Linked DNA regions of Homo sapiens: regions 2, 3 and 4 are each linked to region 1. A link is a loop called in an ENCODE intact Hi-C map of the cell type or tissue named here. Cell type or tissue: IMR-90. All regions are shown on one strand. Each heading gives the region's core, and the rest is flanking DNA. Links, peaks and the distances in the headings are about the cores only.

What was found. Hi-C counts contacts between places; a loop is a spot of excess contacts. Peaks named below come from ENCODE experiments on the same cell type or tissue, not always from the same donor. Only the 100,000 strongest peaks of a DNase experiment are listed, where the experiment ranks them.
Region 2: a loop joins it to region 1, with 4 times the contacts of the local background. A loop is called at or near these places in 4 of 110 quality-filtered maps.
Region 3: it touches region 1 in a loop (5-fold over the local background); 3 of 110 quality-filtered maps call a loop at or near these places.
Region 4: it touches region 1 in a loop (10-fold over the local background); 99 of 110 quality-filtered maps call a loop at or near these places.

What each region holds. Positions count from the first base shown.
Region 1 is chr10:78,045,113-78,049,863 of GRCh38, forward strand. It overlaps a transcript of RPS24 not described here. Among named protein-coding and RNA genes, the nearest start is that of RPS24, 14 kb to the left of the region's middle. RefSeq lists an enhancer at 2,458-2,517. In IMR-90, for the core only: a CTCF peak has its summit at 2,361 (motif pointing right); a DNase peak (open chromatin) is centred at 2,379.
Region 2 is chr10:78,194,557-78,199,307 of GRCh38, forward strand. No RefSeq gene overlaps it. Among named protein-coding and RNA genes, the nearest start is that of LINC00856, 52 kb to the right of the region's middle. In IMR-90, for the core only: no CTCF peak of the experiment used is centred there; a DNase peak (open chromatin) is centred at 2,555; H3K27ac peaks cover 394 bases.
Region 3 is chr10:78,754,364-78,759,114 of GRCh38, forward strand. No RefSeq gene overlaps it. Among named protein-coding and RNA genes, the nearest start is that of ZMIZ1-AS1, 310 kb to the right of the region's middle. RefSeq lists enhancers at 1,954-2,592, 3,232-3,870, 3,871-4,508. In IMR-90, for the core only: no CTCF peak of the experiment used is centred there; DNase peaks (open chromatin) are centred at 528, 2,628 and 3,298; H3K27ac peaks cover 752 bases.
Region 4 is chr10:79,193,300-79,198,050 of GRCh38, forward strand. All of the region lies in intron 4 of ZMIZ1 (zinc finger MIZ-type containing 1), which reads left to right. Among named protein-coding and RNA genes, the nearest start is that of ZMIZ1, 130 kb to the left of the region's middle. RefSeq lists an enhancer at 2,506-2,595. In IMR-90, for the core only: CTCF peaks have their summits at 2,324 (motif pointing left) and 3,750 (motif pointing left); a DNase peak (open chromatin) is centred at 2,272; H3K27ac peaks cover 1,305 bases.

The DNA.
Region 1 (4,751 bases), core at 341-4,340:
GAGTAGCTGGGATTACAGGCATGTGCCACCATACCTGGCTAATTTTGTATTTTGTAGTAGAGACGGAGTTTTTCCATGTTGGTCAGGCTGGTCTTGAACTCCTGACCTCAGGTGATCTGCCCACCCCGCCTCCCAAAGTGCTGGGATTACCGTCGTGAGGCACCGCGCCTGGCCCCAAGTATTAATAACTCGGAAAAAGGGACCAGATCAGGAATCAGGAGTCACAGTTCCTGATCTCCACTCAGCTTACAATCAGCTGGGGCCATGGATGGGCAAAAGACTTCCCTTTTCTGGGCTTCTATTTCCCTCCCTGTGTCTGTCTGCTATCCGGGCTAGATGAGTAATTCCGAAACCTGGCAGGTGGGGGCTTTCTTTTTTTCTTTTTGTGAGATGGAGTGTTGCTTTGTCACCCAGGCTGGGGTGCAGTGGCACTGTTTTGGCTCACTGCAACCTCTGCCTCCTGAGTTCAAGCGATTCTCCTGCCTCAGTCTTCTGAGTAGCTGGAACTACAGGCGCCTGCCACCATGCTTGGGTAATTTTTTGTATTTTTAGTAGAGATGGGGTTTCACCATGTTGGCCAGGCTGGGGGCTTGTTAAAAATACAAATGCTGGCTGGGTGTGGTGGCTTATACCTGTAATCCCGGCACTTTGGGAGGCTGAGGCGGGTGGATCACTTGACGTCAGGAGTTCGAGACCAGCCTGGCCAACATGGTGAAACATCTCTACTAAAAATACAAAAATTAGCTGGGCGTGGTGGTGCGTGCCTGTAATCTCAATTACTCAGGAGGTGGAGGCACGAGAATTGCTTGAACCCAGGAGGCGGAGGTTGCAGTGAGCCGAGACCATGCCACTGCACTCCAGCCTGGGTGACAGAGCGAGGCTCTGTCTCAAAAACAACAAATGCCCAGCCTCTTGCCCCAGTTTTCAGAGTTAGTAGATCTGGGTAGCGCCCAAGCACCTGATGTTTTAATAGCTTCCCAGGTGAGGCTGCTTCAGGAAACTGGACTGAAGCTTCCCAGGTGAGCTCAGGCTTGGGAAGCTGGACTGAAGTTTCTCTAAGATCCGTTCTGCCTCTGAGAATTCTGTCTCTAATGGGAATACTGTCTCTGCCCTCAAGAAGCTGGCAGATGAACAGTAATACTATTGCTAATTAATGACCACAGAATAGCTAACATTTATTGTTTACCATGTGCCAGGTACTGAGCTAAGTCTTGCACAAATTATCTCATTTACCTTTTTTTTTTTTTTTTTTTGAGAATGAGTCTCGCTCTGTCACCCAGGCTGGAGCTCTGGATTGCACCAGTGGCGCAATCTCAGCTCACTGCAACCTCCACCTTCTGGGTTCAAGTGATTCTCCTGCCTCAGCCTCCATAGTAGCTGGGATTACAGGTGTGTACCACCACACCTGGCTAATTTTTGTATAGTAGAGACAGGGTTTCTCCATGTTGGCCAGGCTGGTCTTGAACTCCAGACCTCAGGTGACCCACCTGCCTCAGCCTCCCAAAGTGCTGGGATTACAGGCATGATCCACTGCACCTGGCCTCATTTACCTGCACTCGGAGGGAAGTACTATTACCCCCATTTTATAGATGAGGAAATTGAGGCTCAAAGAGGTTAAGGAACTTGGTTAAAGTTACACAACTATGGCATCCTATGATAAGCCTGGGGGCATTTGTGGAACATCTTGCCAAGGAGCTAGAAATGGTCCTGAGCCTTAAATGGGTGGAGGTGATTAGCTGAGGCAGCGATTCTCCAGGTGTGGTCCTGGACAGCAGCAGCAGTGTCACCAGGGAACTTGCTAGAAATTCAATTTCTTGGGCTCCACCCTAGAATTACTGAATCAGAAGCTGTGGGTGGGGCCAGGTAACCTGTTTTTTTTTTTGAGTTGCCCAGGCTGGAGTGCAGTGGCGTGATCTTGCTTCACTGCAACCTCCGCCTCCTGGGTGCGATTCTCCACCTCAGCTTCCTGAGTAGCTGGGACTACTGGTGCCTGCCACCACGCCTGGCTAATTTTTTTTTTTTTTGTACTTTTTAGTAGAGATGGGATTTCACCATGTTGGTCTGGCTGGTCTTGAACTCCTGACGTCAGGTGATCCGCTGGCCTCGGCCTCCAAAAGTGCTGGGATTATAGGTGTGAGCCACCGCGTCCAGCCAGAACCTGTGTTTTGATAAGCTCTCCAGGTGATTCAGATGCATGCTAAAGTTTGAGAACCACTGAGCTTAGGGAAGGGGAGGATATTCCAGAGGGGGACAGCTGTGGAGACCCGGTAGGACAGTGCTGTAGACTGCCCCATCCCTGCCTTTTCACTTGGTGAAATAAAGACGTGTGATGCACTATGCAGACTCCCACAAGGGGGCACTGTGGGCACAGACGTGGAAGCGGTCTGCTTTGTTGTCAAGACCGCTACCCTTGTGGAAGCATGAAAAAAGCTTGATGCCAGATCAACTGGAGAGGTCACTCTTTCTTCTCAGAGAAGGTCTAATGGGGGTGGTAATCTTGTTTATAGGATTCGGCCCTCGTAGGGAAGCTGAACCTGGAGGGCTTTCTGCTGTTCATATGTGCATGGTGATGTCTACCCATCCGTGCTGCGAGGTCTCTGCAGATCCTGTGCAAACAGCATTCCCCCTTTTGTAGCTGCCCAGCCAGGCAGCTTGCGGTTTCTATTGGGGGAGGTGGGGGCCGAAGGCTGGGAACCCCAGCAGCCCGATTCTGCTTCAGCCTTCTGCCTACAGTGCTATGCCTCTGTCCTATTCTTTGACAAGCATGGGTCCGGGGCCACAGTGCTGGGTCCAAGACCTGTTTTCAAGCCTTAGCTCTGCCCCACCACACTTTAAGATCTCTGGCAAGACCCCTTTCTCCTCTGGGTCTCAGTTTCCTACACTGTAGGATGAGAGAGTGGTGCTGAGAAAGTGGCTGTCAACATCTCTTTCCACTATAAAATTCTGCCCTGGGAGTTGAGGAAGAGACTGCCTTGTGCTTTTCAAGGACCTCGGATTGCAGGGGATCTGTAAACCCTGCTACATGACATCCATCTCCAGTAGCCACTTAAGGAAGCATTTCCAGGGATATGGTGCAAGTCAGTAAGGTGGAATCTCTCAAACAAGATTTTTTAAAAAGTCCATATCTTCAGACATCCAGAATTTGCTTTTATAGGTTTCTATTCTGCACTGTTTGGAAGAAGGAAAATTTATACCATGTTCTCTTTTCTGCTGCAGTGTGTATTTCTTCCAAAAATACATTGCCTCGGAGGGTCTTTGGCATTCACCTCGTTAATCCAGGGATTGGCATCCTATACTCTCGGTGACTGCTCACCCAGCTGAGCCACTGCTCTGCCTGGGCAGGAAATCTCCAGAACTGCCTTTTCAGAGCGCTATAGATGTGCTCATCCCTGGGTTATAAGGGGATTCAAAAGAGTGGTCCAGCCCTCTGCTGGCTCCCACCGTCGATGATGATATTCAGAGAGTCTGGTTAGAAATTGCCCAACCCAGCCGCGTGCGGTGGCTCACGCCTGTAATCACGTTGGGAGGCCAAGATGGGCAGATCACAAGGTCAGGAGTTCGAGACCAGCTTGGTCAATATGGTGAAACCCCGTCTCTACTAAAAACACAAAAATTAGCCGGGCATGGGGGCATGCACCTGTGGTCCCAGCTGCTCAGGAGGCTGAGGCAGAAGAATCGCTTGAACCTGGGAGAGGGAGGTTGCAGTGAGCCGCGATTGCACCACTGCACTCCAGCCTGGGCGACAGAGCGAGAGTCCATCTCAAAAAAAAAAAAAAAAAAAAAATTGCCCAACCCATAGGCAAACATTGTTAACTGCAGCTGTCCTTGGTGGAGGAAACAAGTTAAACATGATGTCTCTTTCCATCAGGCCTCCTTGGAGCGGGGAAGGAGAGCTCTTCAGTTCCTTTGGCACCTTCACGCAGCATGCAAGACGGGCTGCTTTTTCTTCTGTTTATGGATGAGGCACAGAGGGTAGATGACTTGCCCCAAGTCCTTCAGCTCATTCATGCTGGGGAAAGGAGTAAGCTTCAGGCGTCTTCCCCTGGAGTTCACGCCACCTCTGACAGCAAGTGAGCCGTTTGCTACTCAAGTGCTGTTTCTTGCTTTTTTAAGGTAACAAAACACTGCATGCTGTCTGGGGTACCTTTTCCCTGCTGTTCAGTTCATTGCCCTGTGTCGTCTCACAGAGCGTGTCACTGGTACAGAAATGTTCCCTGGGAAGCTAGAGTTGAAACATCGCCCACTGGTGCTCCTGAGCTGGCTTTGTCATGGGTTTAGAGGGTATGTTAGGGAGGAGGCCTTCTGCTGCAAGTCTCTGAGAAGTCAGCTTACACTGCCTTGAACAGTGAGGTTGCTTATTAGCTCCTGTAAGAACCCCCTGGATGCCCAGGAGCCTTCAGGGTTGGTGGACACTGCAGTTTAACAGCGTCTTCGAGGGCCTAGACGTTTTCTCTCTCCACTTTGCTGCCAATGCTGGTGCCATTCTGAGGGATAGTTGCCCATCACAGTGGGGCTGGGACTGGGTGAGGCAATGAAGCGCTTAGCATGTGAAATCCAAGGAGGTCTTCACCCACAGTGGTGCTAGTGCAAGGTCAGCATCTCCTTGACCCTAAGAGCACCTTGCCCTAGTACTGGGGCCTGTGGGAGGCCACCCACTCTCCACAAAGGCCAGACCAGAAGTCACCTGTGTTTTTTCTGCTCCTCTTCCATCGGCTGGGACTTAGTCTCCTGCAACACCTAATAACTGTGAG
Region 2 (4,751 bases), core at 378-4,377, 150 kb after region 1:
CCCTGGAGCTTACAGCCCAGGTCAGCATTCAGTGAGCCTACATGAAAGATAACTAACGAAATGAGAATAAGACATGTATGTCATAAGTCTGAAGTAAGTGGGACAGATAGAAAGTTTTATTGCCATTCACAGGAGAGGGACAGCTTGGCGGCCTGGAGCAATCATGGAAGGCTTCCTGGTGGCAGACTCTAGGACTGGGATTTGATAGAGGGCTTGGATATGGCAGTGGGTAAGGGCTGCGGCATTCTAGACAAGGAGAACAGCATAGCCAGGACTGCTGGAAGCCAGGCTGGGGTTGGAGAATGGCAAAATCTCGAGTGCCAGCCCAGGAGGTTGGGTTTTATGCTCAGGGCCCTGGTTTCACCACCTGGCTGCTGTCATTCTTCTGCTGGTGGGCAGATTGCATGTGAGCCTGCACCACTGGAGCTGCACCCAGTTTGGCCAGCACTGTGGCACATCCTGACGACACAGACCCTGGGGCCTGCAGGGACCAGCAGGGGTGGTAGGAATGGCTCCTGCATTTGGGACAGGCGCCAGGAGATGACTGTTAGGGCTGCGGCTCCAGTGACTAGATAAGAACAGACATCAAAAGCAGGCAATTGCTGTTCTTCCCACAAAGGGCACCCTGGGAGGGGTGGCCCTGCTAAGAGCTCAGCTCAGCAGTCTCCCTGTGGGGGGCCGGGGATGGCTGTGTCATGGCTGCAGCCCCCAATTCACAGTTATTAAGCTAAATGACTGCCTCCCAAGCACAGTGGCACCAACCCTCCATCAGTTCACAGACCTCCCTGGGAGCTCTGCTTTCATCCCTCAGCGCCACCTCGCCTCCCTCCCTGGCCTTCAGAAGGTGGAAGGGCTGCTCTTCCCCACTGGCTGGGAAGGGAGAAGGCCTTCCTCTCAGGGAGGCAGGAAAGAGTTGATTAAGACAAACCCACAGCAATGCCTCCTCTCCCAGGGGCCCTGGTGTGAGGGCAGAGGATGCAGGTAGAGTCCTGGGCTGCACAACAGGCGCCTGGTTCTAGTCCTGGCCCAGCACTGATCCACTGGGGAAACCTGGGCCCGTCAGTCCTCCCTCTGTCTCAGCTTCCTCTCCAACAAATGGGGAAAATGACATTGATGTGTGGATAAAATATTTTCTTACTGGATAAGAAAGAGCTTTCAAGACAAACATTCTGCCTTTTGAGTGTTTTGGAAAATATATAAGCAATACAATTCTAGTTTTTCAAACAAACCTAGTAAGGAAGGGGTGACTCAGGTCAGCAACCCTCCTACTGGCACGAAGGGTCCCAGAAGTAAACAGTCTCTGACTCCATCCCATTTGTGTGTTTACAAATCTTAAATTACATGATCAAGAACCAGGGACCAGACAACCAGAACCTAGCCGTCACCAATTAAGAAGTCAGGATTAAGGACTCGTGGACTGACGGTAGATGCCAGTGGAAACGCTAATCCCTGTGAACCTTTCCAGGAACACATTGATACAGTGAATGTTTTCACTCAGCCAAGAAAGTCTCCTTGAAAGCTCTGCTCTTCTAGGAAGGCCTCCCAATTTCTCCTGTGCAACACTGCACGGGAGGGGTTTGCTAGTGTGTCTGTGTCTTTCCTAGATGTGAGTGCCTTTGGCTTGGAAACCACATCATTGCTGTGCCCCCAGAACCTGGCACAGTGCCTGGTGGGAGTAGGTGGTCAGGGAGCAAATGTGAATCAAAATTCTGTCTGAGCCCCTGCCGGGGCACATCAGTGATGTCCAGCAGCATCAGGCACTGTAGGGGATGCTGAGGACTGGTCTGATTATTGCTCCAAACGTGTGCCCTGGAGGAAAACGGAGAGTGGCTAACAGGGTTGGGCAGTGTGGACAGAAGGTGGGCATGTGAGGGACTCCAGGAAGGGGGTCAGGGGGCTTCTCAAGAGAGGCACTTGGCTTGGACTTTGAGGGATGGGCAGGCATTAGGCAGTTGGAGGAATGAGGGTATTCCAGGGGAGCAGAAACATGACTGAGTGCCTGGAGACTGCCAGGAACTTTATGAAGCATGTCCCGTTCTATCCTTCCCACACCGGTGTGTAGACAATATTATCTCCATCTTGCAGACGAGGAAGTGCAGGCTTTGCAAGGCTAGGTGATTTTTTTTATGTTCGCACACAGAGGTGGGTTTGAGTTCAGGTCTGTTCATCTAATGGGGACACTAGGACATGGGCAGAGACAGGAGAGGGTGTAGTCAGAGAGCAGAGGGGGACTAGGAAAAGGGACAGGCTAGAGACACTATGGGGCCTCTCCTTTCCAAAATAATTTCTCAGATCTCATATTTGGCCCTGGGGCTTCCAGCCTGATAGGTTAGATTTTGCCCCCATCAGACAGTAAGGAAACTAAGACTTAGAAAAGGGATGTGTTTTGCTGCTCTGCCAGAGATGGTTTAGGATAGGTACAGACAAAAAGGGGTGTCTCCACCAGGATGTCAGCTCTGCAAGGGTAGGGCTGCACTGGCTTGCTCAGCATCGCACCTCCAGGGTCAGAGTAGAGCCTGAGTCACAGCAAGCGCACAGTAAATGTTGCAAAATGAACATGTGAATAAATGTAGGGGACTTCCAAGGAGAGAGAGAGAGACAGAGAGAGACAGAGTATGTGTGTGTGTATGTGTGTATGTGTGTGTGTGTGAGTGACAGTTTGTGTATGTGTGTGTGTGAGAGACTGTGTGTGCATGTGTGTTTGTGTGAGAGAGAATGTGTGTGTGTTTGTGTGTGTGTTTTTGAGAGACAGTGTGTGTATGTGTGTGTGAGAGAGAAGTGTGTGTGTGTGAGACAGAGAGAGACTGTGTGTGTGTGAGAGAGAGACAGAGAGAGACTGTGTGTATGAGAAAGAGAGTGTGTGTGTGTATTTGTGAGAGAGAGAGAGAGAAAGAGAGAGAGAGAAGCTGACAGTGCTGCCTTTAGATGAAAACCTGGATGATCTTAGAAGTTCTCCAAAGGGTGCTTTCTCACCTGTAACACAGAGAGAGCTACAGGCAGTGAATTTATTAAGAGCTTGCTCTGTCCTGGAAACTGAGCAAGGCTCCAGGGACACAGACACACTAATCACACTAATCCTGTCATGGAGTTTATAGAATTTGTGGAAGACAAACACTCATTGCTCATCCAACAGATGGCAGAGGTGATGGGGCAGCATCCTAGGCCACGGGGAGAGAGTAGAGAATGAGATAGTCAAGGTCCCTATCCTCAGAAAGCTTACTTTTTTAGCTGGGGAGGACAGAGAATAAATCAGAAAGCAACCAAAACCAAAATGAAAATGAAACCAGAGGTGCCAGATGACCTGGGACAGTGACAATTGCAATGAAGATAACAAAAGAGGGGAAGAGTGATTGGTCTGGGGACTGGTGGAAAGAGGGTCAGGAAAGGCCTCTCCCAGCAGGTGCCATTTGAACTGAGTCCTGCTTGGTGCACCTAAGCCAGATGGGGAAGATTTGGAGAAAGAGCATTTCCAGTGGAGCAAACAGCATGTGCAAAGGCCCTGAGGTAGGTCTGGGCTTGCATTCTGAAGGAATAGAAGGAGGCTGCTGTGGCTGGAGCCCATTGAGTGATCAGGGGAGAGGAGGGAAGGAGAGGAGGCTGAGATGGAGAGGCGGGACCCATCATGCAGGGCTGTGCCTGGTGGGTGGAGTTTTTTAACTGCTACAGGAGGGATTTGGTCAGGCTAGCCATAACAGTCCAACATGTAAGTGTTGACAAAACAAGGAACTCTACTAATGAAGTGCTGCAAGAGGCTATGAAGGCGAAGTGTAAGATGCCATGGTAGCAATTGTGTCGCCAAGAGGAGAAGCAACAGGACCAGATGGGCTCCTTAAAAGGGACACACTGGAAGGGGGTGAGTGACGCAGCAGAGACATTAGTGCTGAGGTTGGCTGAAGCCAGAGTTAAGGAGGTGGCAGGGAGGATGCGCAAGTGTGAATAGATGGCTGAGTTTCCTTGGATCCGGTAGAATCTGCAGGCCTGGTTGGTCCCAAGACTGTCGTAAGAAAAGGAGGGCCATGCTGGGAGCTGGAAGAAACCTGCAGCAGGTTGGTGGTTGAATGGAGTCCCTTCACAAGTTCTGTCTATTGGAACCTCAGAATGTGACCTTATTTGGAATAAAGGTTTTTGCAGATGCAACTAAGGTAAGGATCTCAAGGTGAGATCATTCTGCATTAGGCTGGTCCCTAAATCCAATGACAAGTGTCCTCATAAGCAACAGAAAAGATGCTGAGACACAAGGAGGAAGGGAAATGAAGACAGAGGCAGAGATCTGAGTGATGTAGCCACAAGCCAAGGATCTCCAGGAGCCCCCAGAAGCTGGAAGAGGAAAGAACGGTTCTCCCCTGGAGCGTTCAGAGGGAGCCTGGTGCTCCTGACACTTTGATTTCAGACTTGTGGCCTCCAGAGCTGTAAGAGGTTGCATTTCTGTTGTGTTAAGCCACTAAGTTTGTGGTAATTTTCTGTGGCAGCCCTAAGAAACGCAGACAATGCCCTGTGAGAAGCCCCAGCTCATACTGCTCCTGTGATTATGGCTCTCTGCTTGGATCTGTTTTGAAGAGCTCTGCTCTGTTCCTATTTTGCTGCACTCCCCCCTCCTCTTCCCGCCCCCCCAACCATCTATATTAGAATAAGATTGAATTTTCTAGCTTGGGTTACTAAGCTTTCAGATCTCCAAAGTGTGGCCATTAATCAGCTGTCATGGGATGTCGTAAACAAGGGGCTTTAAAAACCATGTTTGCTTTTTAGGCTGA
Region 3 (4,751 bases), core at 313-4,312, 710 kb after region 1:
AAAGATCACTCAGGCAGCAAGAGGGGACAGAGGGCGCAGGCTGGGAGCAGGGAAACAAGCAGGAAGCTATTGCAACAGCCCCGTGAGAGATGACAAGGGCAGTGGCATGCGACGGAGAAGAAGGAGTGGATGCAAGAGGTATGTGAGGAGCAACCTGCACGGGGCTTGGTGACCTCACACCAGCCAGCTTTGCTGACCTGTCTGTGGGTCACAGAAGATAATGGATGTGATGCACTTTGAAAGCTGCAGAGCACCTTGTCTGGGTGCCATGGCTGGTTTTGACCAGATCATGAAATGCAGCCTCTCTCCTCCTCCCTGGCTCATCTCTGCTGCTTGCTTTTGCCTGTAAGCAAGGGAGAGAGGGGAGGTGAAAAACAGAGACATTAAGTGCCAAAGCTTATGTTAATACAGCATTAAGGTTGAAAATGTAATCTCCTAGGAGTCAGGAAATTCCGAACAAGGGGTTTCCATGGCAACCCAGCCACACTGCTCCTCTGTCCATTCGGGCCCTGTTTTCCTTGTTAAATATGATCCCATCGTATATTATATGTTATCGAGTTAAATGTGCTACCCACAGCATGCAGAGCTCCAGCCAGCAGCCCTCAGAGCTGCAGGAAATGAGTGTGTGTGTGTGTGTGTGTGTGTGTGTGTCCAGGGGTGGGAGCCTTCAGAATTCGCCTAATATAACACAGCCACATCTTAGGTCCTCGTATCTAATAAATGAGGTGTAATTCCATTAAGAGCAGCTCCTGTGTACACCAATGAGCAAGGAGGCTGCAAGCCCTGTGTTCAGAAGGGGTCGTTCAGGGTGCCTGCCCCTGCTTGGGGTGGGTAGGTGAGGGACGTGGCAGATTCCATCACATCCCCCACAGGAGTGCCCAGCAGCTCCGGCAGGACCATCCCTGCCACCCGGGGCTGCCTCCTGGATGCAGTTCTGAAGAGGTGAACTGGAATTACCTGACCCAGTGGTTCTTCTCACATGCCAGCCGATTGAAGATCAGCTGTCACTGTTAGTTAGCATCCCAGGGTACACTGGGCACCAGCAAACAGATGCGGAAAGGAAATTTGATGCTTCTCCAAACCCTGTCTCCCCACTAACACACCACAGTGGACAAAAGACTTCCAAAGACTTCCTCGGTGGCAGTGGGAGTTAGAAAGAAGGGGGAAATGACTGTCAGGGAGGGCAGCTAAGTAGTGCAGTGTGTGACGGAGAAACATCTGTAGGATAATACAGCGGAAAAAGCATGGAATGTTAGAATCAGGCTGCCTGACCTCAGCCGTCTCCCAGCCATGCGGTCTTCAGCAAGTCCCTTAATTTCCCTTTGTCTTAGTTTTTTCATCTGCAAAATTGGGATAAAATTACCATTAACCTCACACAGGCTTGTTGGAGGATTAAATGGGATAATTGATGCAAAAGCTCACTGTAAACTTCTAAATCCCTATACAAATGTCACTCTTCCAGGGAGCTCTAGAAAACCATGCTGGATTCTGGACTACTACAGTAGGCTGTAGAAATTTTGTGATTGGTTCTGGAATTCTGCGTTGGGTTCCAGAATTCATGGATGGGTCTAGAACACAGACAGACTTTTTCTGTAAAGACTCAGATCATAAATATTTTGGGATTTGAGGGCCATGCTGTGACTACTCAAGTTTTCTGGAGATAAGAAATGAATGGGCATGGCTGGGTTCCAATAAAACTTTATTTACAAAAACAGAAAGTGAACCAGATTTGACCTGTGAGCTGTACTTTGCCAGCCCGGGTCTACAGTGATCTGTGTAGGAAAGCAGTTTTGTGAGAATGCTACTCCTCTCCTCAGAATTTAACTCTCCCTCTTTGACACCCTCCTATCCTCCCATCTCCCACCCACTCACATCCATACCTCTTTCTTTACCCAGCCAACTCAACCTTCCAAAACCAGTTAGAGTCAGCTGCTCCACGAGCAAATTGCAGTCACTTTTGGCCCTTGCCTGCCTCCCTCACAGACTGTGAGATCCTTCCAGCAACCAGCTATGTTACCCAAGGCCCTAGCCCTTAGTCAATGTTTGGTCAATGTTTGTAGAATAGATGGTATGAAAAAACAACAACAAACAAACAAACAAAACAAAAAACAGAAAACAAAAAAACATCCCAGGGAGCCAGGACATTGTCATTCTCAGGAAATCTGTGAGCTGGGATCGTTTCCAAAATCTCAGGTCTGGGCACCAATCCTCTAGTTATAAGCTACTCCGTCAGGGCTTCTAGAACCATCAGTAGGCAGCATCTTTATAGATGCAGGCCAACTTGTGTGTCCACAACCCAAGCCTGGGGCCAACCTGTTGTCTACATAGGCGTGGTGGTGCCCTGTGGCAGCAGGCCAGATGGGCAGGAGCAGGTCAGCGGAAGGCTATAACCTTAGCGAGAAGGTGACAGCCACAGCACCCCTCCCTCTGAGGGAAGGCGCCCCATGTGATCAAGCACATGTGTTCCTGCTCATGACAGCGCAGCAGCCTCCTCATGCCACCCTCGGGGAGCCTCAGCCTCCTCCAGGCTGATGATGTGGAAACTTCCAGAAGTGCAGCAGCCTCTCAGCTTTCCCATTTGCTAGCTTCCCCCATCCTCCTCCTGGGCACAGCAGACAGGCAGAACCAAGTTGTGTAACTCACCTCTGAGTCACACTTCCCCTGTTTCCCCCAGCACGGCATCTGCTTTCTGCCTGACAGAGCCAGGCTTCCTCGGGACAGCCAGACAGGCGGCTATTGTTCAAAAGTCAGGGCCGGTTTGATGGGCTCTCCCGCCCCCAGTAGATGAGCTAGGAAGATGTCACTTTTAATTACAACGGTGAGGGAATAGGTATAGGTGTGTGCGTGTGTGTGTATGGAGCAGGGTTCCACAGGCTTGTGCAATGTGCGTGTGTCTTCACATCGTGACGTGGGTGTGTCGTTAGTGCAGGCTTGTGTATTGCATAGGTGTGTGATGGGTACATGTGTGCTTGCACACGCAGGGCTTTGTGTGTGCACAGGCAGATGCTTTTGGGTACATGGGAGGCTGTTTTTCCTATACGTGCTGTGTGCCTAAGAATGTCTGCTGTGTGGCCATGTGCTTTCATCCGGGTCTGTGCGTGTCTTTAATTTAGGACTCCTTCTCCTGGAGGATTCGATAGCTTCCACCCTCTAGCCTTGGCAAATGAATATTTTATTACTTTTCTTTTGCCATAGCATTAAGCAGTTTTCCTGCGAAGAGCGAGAGCATGACACACTCCAGCAGACAGAGACAAGGCCTCTGATGTCAGAGCCCTGAAAAGCAAATCACCCTACGACGACGTCCCAGGAGGGCTCGCAGATGCTGGGTGTTAGGGCCATTAACAACTGATGAGTCAGCCCTTTACCCGTTCGTCCGACAGCATTCTCTCGAAATATAAAGCCAGCACACCCATTTCACAGGAGGCTGGAGGGAGCTCCCTGCCACTCCTCCCAAAGCCAGCCCAAAGCTGTTTAATTTTTTTTCTCACTTCCTGGTCCTCCTGTTAGGCAAAAGGCTGAATCCTGGGAACAGAAGATCATCGTATAACCCAGAGCCGGCAAGTGAAAGGTCCTGACTTCTCCCCAGGCTCAGGGTGAGGGCCAGGCAGCCAGGCTGAGAAGGAGCCAAGAACACAGGAGGCAGGAGGCCGTGGAGGCACAGTGGGAACACCGATATCAAGACAGTGAACAAAGACAAGCATGTAAAGGATGGATTCGTAAATAGGTCATCTTTATATTTCACTCCCCCTCGGGACAGTCTGCAAGGCTGGGGAGGACATGTCTCAGGCTGACCCGCTGAGGAATGGGTTGTACACCACCAACTCTAACCTAATTGGTAGAGGGTTGGCTGCCCCCATAGGCAAAACTAGCACCCTGTGCTGCAGGCCCAGGAAGCTTTAGACATAAGGCAAACTGCTGAGAAGGCCAACGGGGTAGGCTCTGCCATAGCACCCCTGAAAGGCAAGTGGCCTGTCCCACGTCTCCAGAGCTGCAGAGCCACGCCAGGCCCTTGCACTCCTGTCTCTCCAGCGGCTCTCTCCATCCACAGTGACTCAGATGGTGGTAGAAGCTCCTAGCTTCCCTGTCTCCCATCTCTCTAGAAGATGGCTTGGAGCAAGAAGTGCTTACTCCGGGACCTTGAGGCTGGGCCCGTGTGGGGCAGGGGCTGCTCCCCACTGCTGGCAGTGAGTCTGCCACCCAAGTTCTCTGAACCAGAGCAGCCAGGATGGGGATGAAACAGAGCCACATCTGAAACTCTGGAGCACTGGAGCTGGAGACATCATTCCTTGGTTCGCTCCTTCCACAGATAGTCACTGGGTGCTGACTGCATGTTCTGGAATAAGTGTAAAAGTCCCCAAACAAGAGCATTAGAAAAATAAACAGTGTAAAGGGGCTGGGTGTGGGGCTCACACCTGTAATCCCAGTACTTTGGGAGGTCAAGGTGAGAGAATTGCATGAGCCTAGGAGTTCGACACCACCCTGGGCAACATGGCAAGACCCTGTCTCTACCAAAAATACAAAAATTAGCCAGGTGTGATGGTGCATGCCTATAGTCCCATCTACTGGGGGTGCTGAGGTGGGAAGATCATTTGAGCCTGGGAGGTTGAGGCTGCAGTGAGCTATGATCTCACCACTGCAGTCCAGCCTGGGCAACAGAGCAAGACCCTTAAGACCCTGTGAAAGAGAAAAAAAAGAAAGAAAGAAAGAAAGAAAGAAAGAAAGAAAGAAAGAAAGAAAGAAAGAAAGAAAGA
Region 4 (4,751 bases), core at 218-4,217, 1.1 Mb after region 1:
CTCATCAGTCCAAAAACTTCACTATGAGAATGTAAAAGGTTTGTCCATGGACCTTCTAAAGTCATCGTTATCCCACCAGAAGTACATGTATCTCTCTTTGGGAACCCTCAACGGGGTAACCAGTGTCTCTCTGAGTCCTAGGATCTTCTGATTATGGCTGGGTGATGGGTTTTTCAGCTCTCACCACCCTGGTTCTCATGTACACCCAGCAATGGGCGTGCGTCCACCTGCCTGTTCACCCATCTAATGAGTACCTGCTGAGTACGGAGCCCTGGGCTAGACTAAGGGATCTGTAACTGGAAGACATTCCAGCTGATGGAGAGACAGTTGCAAGGAGTCAGCCCTCATCTAGTGCTGCTACGATGGGGGTGTGTGACAGCGACATGGAGGGGATAGGGATGGAAACCAAGAAAGAGCACGAAAGAGTGACAGTTGAGCCATACCCTGATGGATGGGAGGTGTCCAGGCATTGCGGGCAGAGGGACAGTCAGAGGCAAAGACATGGAGGTGCGATCTTCAGAGCACAGTCCGGGAGGCAGGGAGCAGCCCCACGTTGGGGACAAGGGATGTGACTGAGAGTAGTGAGGGCTAGGGGCCAGGCCGAAAAGGATCCCAACTGATGCTGACATGTGCAGGTTGGCAGGTCATTGCTGAGCCCAGGGCTCATGAAGTTTGTCCCTTTGGGAGTCTAAGGCTGATGAAGGGGCTGTCTGGGATGTCCTCTGGACCCCTAGGCTTTCCCTTCTGGCTGTGTCTTGGAACGCAGCCTCTGCTCGCGGGCTGTAGGCAGAGCTGCCCACTCCTGCCACTGGCACCGCTTGCCCCAGGGGACCTAAGCTGCAGATGTGCATGGTGATTGAATCATTTCTGCACACCACTGCTCACACAGCTCCCCGGGGACCCCCACTTGCCTGTGCAAGCTGTCATGAGATGTGTGTGCTCAAGTGCATCTGTGTTGGCATCCAGCATGTGCACATACCTGCTGTGAAGTATGCAAGGGGTCACATGTGTATGTGCCTATGCACACGTGTGCTGTGCAGACGCCTCTCTCTGGGTGCGTGTGCATTATGTGGACTGATGAACTAGTGAGGCCTCAAAGGTGGGAAATAAAACACTTGTGTTGGGACAGCTGACTGTTCGGTTGGCTGCCACCCTTGGGAGCTAGCTGCCTGTGGAGCTCCACATTTCTGTGGGGCAGCTAGAAGCACCTCATCCCTGTGTCCAGTGAGGAGCCCCCTGAGGGCTGTTTGCCTCCCCCAGCCGTTGAGACCGTTGAGATGCTTCTCTCCTTGCTGACTTGGCAGCCCAGAGATATCCAGGGCTCTATTTGGACCTGTCAGAGGGGCTCCAGCCCAGCTCTGCTCACGATGCCCTCCGTGTCCTCTTCCTCTCCCCACCTCCGCTTCCCACCCTGCTGCATGAGGGCATGAGGCAGGTGTTCCCAGGCCTTTTCAGCTCTCAACGTTCTATCCTCCAAGCAGCCCTCTATACATAATAGCCGCTAACTTTTCTTGAACTAGTCTTCTGCACCAGGCGCCGCTAAGCATAGACACCCTCGCTCTGCTGGGTGGTGAGAAGTGTAAATGGAAGCTTGGTCCCGAAAGACGTCCCACGGGAGTTGGGAAGACCGAGCTGACCCCATGTTACCATCCAAAAACTTCCATTTGCCCAACTAAGCCCAGCCAAGCGTAAGGTGCAAGAAGAAGCACAGAGCTGTGAAAGGGGCAGCGTCTTGGCCTTGGGCTGCCCTGGAAGAACAGCTCCCGGGGCTGCCGGGCCTTCAGCCTCCCCATGGACCTGCCTTGGGACAGGCTTTGCAGCTTCAAAAGCAGGCATTCTCCTCTTGTGGGGATGGTGTTTTCTGAACAGCCGGAGCTCCTCACAGGGAATCCTAAGAGGCTGGTATTTGACAGGCTGCCAAAGGCTGGCCAGCCCGATCCTGTGCTTTGCAGACAGCGAAATGGAGGTCCAGCTCTCTGCCCTATTCACTCAGCAAAGCAGGGTCCTGATCCCCCATGCTGATTAGCTTTGCATGGCTCCTGGCTGCTCTGACCAGGAGACATGGCGGGGGTCCTGAGCCGGGATGGGGGTAGCCTGCTTGGTCTCACCCCCCATTCAGGGGCAGTAGGAAGGGCTGAGGCCACGGGTGCACCTGGGGCCAGGCCGACAGTGATCTGTTGGGCGGGAGCCCGGCCTCTCCGGCTATAGAGCTGCAGCCACGGAGGATTTGTAGCGACTTGTAAAGGCTTAAAGGAGTCCAGGAGCCCGGAGGCGGAGGCAGCGGCCCAGCTGAGTGGCGCTCTTGTGGCGAAGGGCGACCTCTGCTGGCCACCAGGTGCGTGTCACCTCCCAAAGGTGGCCGGTGTGCAGGGAGCCCAGTGATGTAAGTGACTGGATTTGGGCAGGTTGGGTGGAACAAGAAGGTCATCTCCTGGGGCCCAGTCACAGCCGGAGGTGGGGACTACCAGGAAGCTCTGACTGCCAGTCATGGGGAGTGCAAAGAACAGCACATTAACAGCTGGAAAGGTAGAGGGTTTGAATCTCAGCCCAGCAGCTTTCCGGCTGTGTCACCTTGGGCAATTTGCTTCACCTCTCTGAGCCTTTTAAGGATGAAGAAAATTAGCACTGCATAGGGCCTGGCCTGGTGCCTGAACATAGCAGGTGTAGAACAAATGGAAGATCCCAGCCTGCCCCTCAACAAGCTGTCTCTTGCATGCCTCCCTCAGCGCACCCTTCCTCTCTTTATGCCTGAGACCCTTTGCTCTCTAGGCCTTTGACCCTTTTACTCCAGAGACTGGAGCCTCCATCTCCTCCATTCCTGGGGTTAGTAACCGCAGTTCTCCATCATTGACCTCAACAGTTTAAAAATGTCACCTCACCTGTAGGTGCCTCCATAATCCGCTAGCCATTTGTTCTTTTATTAAGAAACACAGGACACAGCGCTGTCCCTGTGGTCTGCGATGTCCCTCCTGCCATCCATCTACCCACCCTTGGGTCTCACAGGTGTTGCAAGCCCAGACACTCACCCCTCGGTTCCTGTGAGCTGCAGCCCTGCCTGGGAGCAAAGCCCCCCTGGGACCTGGACCCAGCCCAGTGCCCCTTGGCCTTGAACAAAACACTGATGGGCCCCAGGCTCCTCAGAGTAAAACCAGTTGAGGCAGAGCGGGTAGATAGGGGACCTGAAAGCACCTTCGGCCCTTAATATTCCAGGAATCTTTCTGTCCAGAAGCCAGTTCAGTCCAGCCGCCGGCCTCCAGACAAGACTGCCCGTGACCCCACGTGGGGCCAGCCCGAAGGTGGACAGTCCCATCTCCCAGTTTGCTGTTAACTTCTTAAAGCAGGACCTGGGCCCCCGCTATGACTAAACAGAAAAGAACTGCCTCTGAGCCCTGTGGTCGCCAGCTGGGTGGATCTAAGCTCCTGTGCCTGCTTGGGGCTTCCAGGCAACAAGCATTTATCAAGGCCCACCGGGCTCTGCCCCCGGACACAATGTCAGGAGAAAGTTCCTCTTGAGAGGTAGACCCTTATGGGTCACTGACTTGCCCCTCTGCAGCATCCTGTTCTGCAGATGGGGAAACCAAGGCCAGGAAACCAGAGAAGCCCACTCGAAGTCCATCCTGGCTGGGGACACCTGGGTGCTCACTGGAGTGAGGGAGAGGACGGAGGGCCTGGAAGCACACCTGGAACCTCCACAGTGTGCAGGTCTGGCCCCCAGGTCACTTAGGTTTGTCAACAGCGCCCCCTGCTGGCTGCCTGGGCCACCGGTGGCCCTTTGTCCTGGTGGGCAGTGGCCTGCCGACAGCAGGATGAAGGCCTGCCGGGCATGAGGTTTCTTTGTACTTCTCTTCTGTCTCCTCCAGCTAGGAGCTGAGCCAACCCAGGCCTTTGTGGGATGGGTCTCCCTGTCCTGGCTGGCTGTGAAAGTTGAATTCTCTATTGGAACCCTGGCTACCAGTGTTCACCCATGCCCCCACGTGGGACCCAGGCCTTCACTGCCGCATGGGTATCACATGGTGCCTGGGAGACCACCAGGGTCCTTTGGCTCTGATGGGGCCTGGCACCAGGAACTGAGATGGCCTTGCTGAAGGTGGCACTGTCTTGCTCCTGCTCTGGGCTCTCTGTGTCCTTGTCTTCCACACCATGGTTTGTCCCTGACCCCAGGAGCCTTTGTCATGTGGATGCTGGCTGAGGGTCTGTGTGGGTAAACTCAGGAGGACAAATACAGCTCCCGCTTGGGTGACCTACAGAAGTAGCAAGCGGAGCTGCCCTGATTACGCCCCTGCCAACCCAGACCATACACACACACACACATACACACACACACACACACACACACACACACACCTGTACCCTGTCCCCTCCCCAGGACCTGTTCAAGAGTAAAAACTGTAAAGGGAAAGCCAGGATTCTAGAGCTGGCTCCTATCCAACAAGCTGTAACCTCCAAGCCTTAGTTTCTTCATCTGTAAAATGGGGATGTAACTACATTTTCTTATCTGTGCTGTGCCTGGACCAGTACCTGACTCATAGGAGGAGCTCAGCACATGGTCATCTAGTAGGTAAATGTGGGCTTGGACCAAGAGTTCCTTGAACACAAGAAAATGATTTCATTTTAATCTCCGCACGCCCAACCCATCTGGCCTAGGACCCCGCACAGTGTCGTTATTAAAAAGCATTTTGGCCAGGTGTGGTGGCTCACGCCTGTAATCCCAGCACTTTTGGAGGCTGAGATGGGTGGATCACGAGATCAAG